2 separate regions of the Homo sapiens genome follow, and region 1 is linked to region 2. A link is a contact called in ENCODE Hi-C or POLR2A ChIA-PET data. All regions are on one chromosome and are shown on one strand. The core of a region is the stretch at or near the end of the contact, and the rest is flanking DNA. Distances in the headings are between cores, read along the strand shown.

Evidence for each region. A loop is a pair of places that touch in the nucleus more often than their neighbours do. ChIA-PET counts read pairs that join two places held with the same protein, here RNA polymerase II (POLR2A). Pooled maps may share reads with other maps.
Region 1: a map of cardiac septum shows a loop between it and region 2 (3-fold over the local background). The contact joins two enhancer-like sites. A Hi-C loop is called at or near these places in 3 of 168 maps with a recorded cell type or tissue (ascending aorta, cardiac septum and mammary epithelial cell) and 7 of 50 pooled maps. POLR2A ChIA-PET finds 5 or more read pairs at or near these places in 5 of 52 experiments (AG04449, AG04450, BJ and 2 more).

The regions. Positions count from the first base shown.
Region 1 is chr15:49,858,970-49,862,716 of GRCh38, reverse strand. It overlaps ATP8B4 (ATPase phospholipid transporting 8B4 (putative)), which reads left to right. Exons shown (of 28, transcript NM_024837.4): 27 at 342-472; 28 at 2,242-3,747. The coding sequence ends at 2,523. Among named protein-coding and RNA genes, the nearest start is that of DTWD1, 240 kb to the right of the region's middle. Within about 2 kb of position 2,481, at least 3 of the 41 ENCODE cell types and tissues checked have a DNase peak (open chromatin) inside an H3K27ac peak, as active enhancers do.
Region 2 is chr15:49,901,008-49,904,622 of GRCh38, reverse strand. It overlaps ATP8B4 (ATPase phospholipid transporting 8B4 (putative)), which reads left to right. Exons shown (of 28, transcript NM_024837.4): 21 at 3,384-3,531. Among named protein-coding and RNA genes, the nearest start is that of ATP8B4, 220 kb to the left of the region's middle. Within about 2 kb of position 1,727, at least 4 of the 41 ENCODE cell types and tissues checked have a DNase peak (open chromatin) inside an H3K27ac peak, as active enhancers do.

The DNA.
Region 1 (3,747 bases), core at 1,232-3,731, 43 kb after region 2:
TTGGGAGGCCGAGGCAGGAGGATCATGAGGTCAGATCGAGACCATCCTGGCTAACATGGTGAAACCCTGCCTCTACCAAAAATACAAAAAAAATTAGCCGGGCGTGGTGGCGGGCACCTGTAGTCCCAGCTACTCAGGAGGCTGAGGCAGGAGAATGGCATGAACGCAGGAGGCAGAGCTTGCAGTGAGCTGAGATCGCACCACTGCATTCCACCAGCCTGGAAGACAGAGCAAGACTCCATCTCAAAAAAAAAAAAGATCTTGTAGGAACAAAGAACCTATTAATTAATAATTCAGTCCTACTTGTAACCACAGTGTATATTTTCTTTAATGATTGATAGGTAATGCACGACATTCCCTGACCCAGAAGTGCATCTGGCTTGTAATTCTCTTAACAACAGTGGCTTCAGTTATGCCAGTGGTGGCATTCAGATTTTTGAAGGTGGATTTATACCCAACCCTGAGTGATCAGGTATGTCACAGTGCTGATGAATACTTGAAGGCTGGTTTTTGGCTCTTGAAATGGTGTCCTTTTCTGCCTTATTGGAAGCTCAGAGATGGGCTAATGAAATTGTCACAAGCAAACACCTACTGGTGCATGAGATCACATCAGAATAGATGGGACTTCCCACATCTTGAATGTACTAGTCCTTAGTGCCATGAAGAGAGGCATCTATACTAAATGTGGATGGGGAGTCATAAATTACAAGTTGAACTGGGTATTTTAAAAAGCTGACTTTTAAAAAGAAGATCACAGGCATCATTTTGGACAATTTTTCCAAGGGAAAGGCAAGCTATAGGAAAAGATACTGATTTGAGGGCAAGTACAAGCACAATAAAAGAGAGACAAGCATGGTATGAGTCAAAGGGGCTTAACATTTTTGTAGAAATCCAGTAGCAGATTCAGAAACATGGGTGAGATGTTACCTTCTGAACAGATTAAGAAGGGGAAGAGCAGCATGCTGGGTAGATTAGTACACTTGGAAGGAAAATAGGAAGAACAGGTTATAGAAATTCCTTAACTGGAGAATTAACAGAACATATTTCAGAATTTCATGGGAAGAGGAGTAAGTAGGACAATATCAACTTAGGTCAGGACTCAGATAAAGCGTGAAAAGGAGAAAGGGAGACAAACATTCATAGCCATGTCATGAGAAGGGGGAACATGCTGCTGTGGTGAGTGGGACCAGGCCAGTGATGCTGAGAGAGACTGAGGTAGGTAGGTAGGTAGGTAGGTAGGTAGATAGATAGATAGATAGATAGACAGACAGACAGACAGACAGACAGACAGACACACACACACACACACACACATTTTTTTTTAATCATGATGTCTCTGACATTTTGGGACCAAAGTGTAAAAAGATTCCTTCCGGAAAAATTCGGAGTCCCTTGTCATATCTGTCCTCTCTCTTTGGTTCTCCAAGCTCATTCTGACATAAACCCAGAAAATGGCGGATGAGTTAAGGAAGGAAGGATGTGCTTGTTTGTCCGATAAGTTTGATCGTGATGTTCTGCTTGATGGTTTTCTCCTGACACAAAAGTCAGGATCCAAGTGATTTGCCAAACCAGAGAACAAGGTTGCTTACAACAAACCTCAGGTCTTTTTCTCCTTAGCTTTACAGGGAAATGAAAGAGTACAGCAAACCTCAGGTCTTTTTCTCCTTAGCTTTACAGGGGAATGAAAGAGTTGTGGGAAACCTACTCACATAATAGGGAACATTTAGAAAGGCCATACAAACCTAAGAAATCAAAACCCTGGAAGTCTCATGATACGTTGAGCTACCACAAGAATTGAATATTTCTGACTCATTTTCTGAATTTTCTTCTAGTCCAGTTACTGACAACTGTTGGATCCAGAGAATCTCTAAAAGAGAGGAAAAAGGCTGTTTTGGGAGAATGAAATTATAAATTATTATGCTGACTTTGGGCGGTGCATGTTAGAAAATCTTTCTATACAAATGTATGCTCATATGCATTGAAGATACATGAGAGACAATAATGAAATTTGTCTGATATTTCTTAATTACTTAATAGTGTCTCGATAGAGATAAAAATGGACCAGTGCCCCCCCAGTGTTATCTTTTGGGTGGAAAATTTCTTAGTTTTTAGATTTAAAACTTCCTTTTGCAATGTTGTTTTTACTTATAAAAAAAAAAGGCTTTCACTTTACAAAGTGGGCCACTGCCTGGAGTCTATCATTTGGATGCATCATCTCACTTTGGGTCTGTTTCTCTCCAGATCCGCCGGTGGCAGAAGGCTCAAAAGAAGGCAAGGCCTCCAAGTAGCCGAAGGCCTCGGACCCGCAGGTCAAGCTCAAGAAGGTCTGGATATGCTTTTGCTCACCAAGAAGGCTATGGAGAGCTTATCACATCTGGAAAAAATATGCGAGCTAAAAATCCACCCCCAACATCAGGGCTGGAAAAGACACATTATAATAGCACTAGCTGGATTGAAAATTTATGTAAGAAAACCACAGACACCGTGAGCAGCTTTAGCCAGGATAAAACAGTGAAACTGTGAGTCAATATGAATTTAAACCACGTAGTTATCTTTTCACTTCAGGTGGAGCTGAAATTCTGCTGGCTCCAGAGTTTGAGATTTGAGGCAAGAGGTGGGGCAGGCAGATTGCCTCACTTAACTTAAATCTGCGGCAGACAACTGCCAGTGCCCATCAAACAGGAGTGTGCGCTATGGAAAACCAGGCCAGAGGGTCACTGTCTGGTTTGTGATTTGGTGGACAAAACACTCGCTGTTACAAGTACAGATTTTTTTTTTTTTTAAATCAACCTAGATACCAATTGACCTGAACTTTAGAATCTTATTTATGGAGAAAAACTTGTAAAGCTGCATATTCACTGAATGGATCCTCAGGCGGATAAAAGGGTGCATTTTAAAGGTATATATCCAAGCTGAAAAGCATGCCTATTGACAGATAAACATGTATCTGTAAGATCAGCCTTTCCCAAGGTATACTTTTAAAATTTAAAGCGTGTACTGTGTTGCTTTCAGACTGAGTTGCATGTCACTCTTTAGTCTTGATATCTACCTGTCTGTTCAGCCAGGACAACAAATGGCTTCCAAGCCTGAAGAATACAAAAGTGTGCTTGTGTTTCTCATTTTTATACCAGTCTAGGGACAAAGGAGACTGAACATCTTTGCAGCAGGATAGGCTGGTAATTTGATCAAATTTATTCAAAAAGCTCTCAGTCTGTGTCATGTAAGGACATGCTTATGAAATGTGAGAGAGGCTCGCCACTAAGTATTCTAAATACTTTTCAATGGCTTTTCTAACAACCTCAGTAGTAATTTGCTGAGCATCATCCAGACCATTAATAGAATCAGCAAAGCACTGGAATTTCACACTTTAATGATAATATTCCACATAGTCTATGGGCAAATATTTTCAACATTTCCAATTTTTAAAGCTTCAGAATTGAAGCCAAACAAATTAATAAATAATTGTTTTAATTACTATTTAAAAACTCAGGTTTAGATTGTTTAAAATTAGTTGCTTTTGATACTCAGCTGTCATGTTTATAATTCAAACATGTAGTAAACATATGTAGGTAAGGTTGTTTTTTTGGAGATGTTGCAGCTCAAATTTCAGTCCACATATGAATCATCAGTGTATTTTCCATAAAGTGATTCGGGCATATTTGTGTGAAAACCTCAGTTCTGTCACTTCTTACCTCTATAAACTTGGACGATAATGTGCCTTCTCTGAGACTCAGTTTCTTCCTCTGT
Region 2 (3,615 bases), core at 478-2,977:
AAGCCATAGAGATTCTTTAAGACACTGTGCAGGCCAAACAAAATGCATTTTGGTCCTAATTCCTAACCCCTAGTCACCCAGGAAAAATGTTTTAGTACATTAAATTTCTCTCATGAATCATAAAATTTTAGAGCACTTACTTAGGTAATCTTGTAGATCTTCTGGCACACACTGGTGCAGCAGCCCAAGTTTTCATGATCTATTTTGACTGCTTGGGGCACTAGCCAAACTGACTGGCTGGTCCCATTTCATGAACTCTAATAATGAAACTGGTTCAGTGGTTGAACATCTTAAAGGTCTCTCAGGTAGGGTAGTAAGGAATGGAACTGGGAATTCAAATCAAAATTTCATGTACTTTCTCCCTTTCTCTACTGTTGGCAGGGTAGTGCTGTCCCTTAAAACTGTCCCTCCAGCACTGTGTCTTAGTCCAACCTAGAGGCAGTCTGTGGCTGACTCTATGTGTAAACCAGCTTGGTGCAGTAGACCAAGAACTGTGAATATGAAGACGTAGGTTCCAGCCATGGATCTGTCGCTGGCTAATCAAGTGGCTAGAGGTCAGATAACTCAACTGTGGAAACAAACATAAGATGTCAGAGGCAGTCTGAACCCAGGTTTCCAGGTTCCAAGCTCAAAGCTCCAGCTTTCATATCAAAGTCCAGATTTTCTTCTTTTAAACAGGATGTCATGGTTTCAATCCATTTCCAACAGATCGATTTTTTTTTTTTTTTGAGACGGAGTTTTGCTCTTGTTGCCCAGGCTGGAGTGCAATGGCGCCATCTTGGCTCACTGCAACCTCCGCCTCCCAGGTTCAAGTGATTCTCCTGCCTCAGCCTCCCGAGTAGCTAGGATTACAGGCATGTGCCACCAAGCCTAGCTAATTTTGTATTTTTGGTAGAGATGGGGGTTTCTCTATGTTGTTCAGGCTGGTCTTGAACTCCTGACCTCAGGTGATCTGCCCGCCTCAGCCTCCCCAAATGCTGGGATTACAGGCATGAACCACTGTGCCTGGCCACAACAGATCAATTTAACCTTTCAATATAGAGTGCCTTAAGAGGACTGACTAAACGACTCTTTTTTCCAACCATCCTCTTTTCTTCTTTATAGGTTGTATGCAAGCCAGTATGTGCCTAACTATGCTTTGCTGTGCTTGTAGTGACATGGGGCTGTGAATGCCACAGTTGCCTCAACTGTTAATGCGATTCTGCATGCCAAGAATTGTAATAAACTGCCCTTCATTACGCAGCTTGGAAAAAACAGGCACTCTTTTGTTTTAGCATTTGTTATTTGTATTATGTGGTTAAGCATTGTGTGTACGCTTCAAAAATGTATAGCTCATAGTCATTGAAGGGAGTTATGTGTAGCTTTTTCCCTTCCTAATAAATCGTTTTTGTGAGAACCAGCTGGTGTTTGAAGAGCTAAATTCCAGGAAGAAAAAGAAATGACAGCTACAGAGCGTGGGCAAAGGTCTAAAAATATGAAAGCCCAATCTGGCCAAGAGACGTTGGCCTGTACAGAGAAAGTGCAGTGACAATTTCAGCAGAGCCAGAAAAACTGTCCCTTTTCTGCCTGGAAAAGGGTTCATGTGAGATGTTAGGAAGACAGTTTAAGGAGAAAAAAATCCTAAGTAAATAGAATTTCAGCCAATACTTTCATGAACTTCACCCTTCTTTGGAATGTTTTTACTCTCTAAGGGGAAAACAGATTGAGTCATTTATACAGCGAGTGAGAACTTTACTCAAAAGGAGTACTCAGGAGATGTTTTCCCTGTGGTGCTTTCTGAAGTCACAATTTATGAGCTCTGCAACATTGTCAGAGAAATGTTCATTTCCAAGGAACTTGTCTCCCTTGCTTTCTTTATTATTTGGCACTGTACATTTTCATGACTGTGAGGAGGATTCCCTGACATAGTTATCTGATGGGAAAGTCTGATCCTCTCACTTACAACAATGATTTTTCATGTCTGTTCTACTTCCCTCTCCCCTTTGTAACTCCCTAAATTTCACACATAGCACTCTGACTTTATACATCTTTTTCTTTGATTCTGCAAACTGATTGTTAAATGTGTGATATGATTCTTGGAACCATGTGACCTCTGGGTTCCTAAATGCAGATGTGATTTTGGTCTTGGACAGCAGAAGGAGATATTGAGCTAGAAGTTAATGTATCTTTTTGTATCATTTTTATTTTTAAACTTAGTATGTAAACAATTGGTGTTACATTTTCAAATAATTAGACAGCTGAGGGCTAAAACAGTTGTTTTGGTAAGTGGACATTCTCTTCTTTCAGAGGAGCCTCAGCATAAAACCATTTTAATAAATATTTTCTACACAGGATGAGTAATTTCATTTCGCCAAAAGACACAATATTCACTTTCTGGTCTTCTCTCACTCTCCATGTTCTCCTGAGTGCTCATTTTGTAAATGCCAGTTATGACCCATGCTGGATAGTTCTCTGGTCGTGGTTGAAGCTTCTGTAGGTTTGTCAGCTTGCCTTATGTTACTTCAAAGCCTGCACTCAACTGTTCTTGAAGAGGAATTTCCCTTCCTTTAAGGGCATCATCTTTCCATTTTGGAGAGAACAGTAGAATGCCACTTCTAAGTGTGCTATGTCACCATACAATCTTCCTCTTAGATGGCAGAGATGCATGGGATGTGAGCAGGATTGCTTTATAGCTACTGCTAATTAGATCTAGAGCATTTGGAGGGCGTTTCCATTTGGAACAACCCTCTATATTTTGGTGTCTAGTTTTTTTCCTAGAAGATTTATTCTATTTTTTAAGCTGAATACAATTTTTGCTTAAAATGTTCTATCCTATTATAATGGCTATGCCAATTCAGTAAGTACCATCATTTTTCTTCTTGTTAAATTTTTTTTAAAAAATATGTTTCTCAGAGGACTATTTTAAGCTGGATCGTATTACATTGTACCTCAAATTGATGAATTTATTTTATATATAGATGTCCTGGAATTCCTAGAAGATTTCATCAATTGTCTTTAGTCTTGTGCTTTCCATTATTTAACAGCATGCCTGCCAGATAGTGGTTCTTAAGCCCTTGAAGCTCAGACAGTCTTAAGTACCAAATCTATCAAGATCCCCTAGTTCAAACACAGCTCAAGATGGTGATTTAGCTTTTAGGTCATTTTAAACATTCAAGATATTGTATTTTCATTATGTTTACTCTCCTACATCCTGGAATTTGGAAATTTGCTAAGATATTCCCATCACAAAGAATTATCCAGCTTGCTTACTGAAACTGGGTCTTATGCCATATTCTCTCTGAATAGTGGTGAAATAAATTTACCTCTAGGCAAGTTTCTTGTTAGAATTAGTAGGCATGCTCTGTATGCTTTGTTATGTTTCACTTTTCACCCTCTCCTTTAAGGAAAGCAAAACAAAATTTGTTTGGACAAAACAGAAATTTTTCCAATGGCCATGTAGTTTGTGAAAAAAAGCAGCAGCTGGAGTTGGATTCTATTGTAGAAGAAACCATAACAGGAGATTATGCCTTAATCATAAATGGCCACAGTTTGGTGAGTTTGCCTAAGGTTTTTGTCCTTTCTTTTTCTTCACTGCAATAATCATCTCTTTTGTGCTATCATAATGAGACCTCCTTT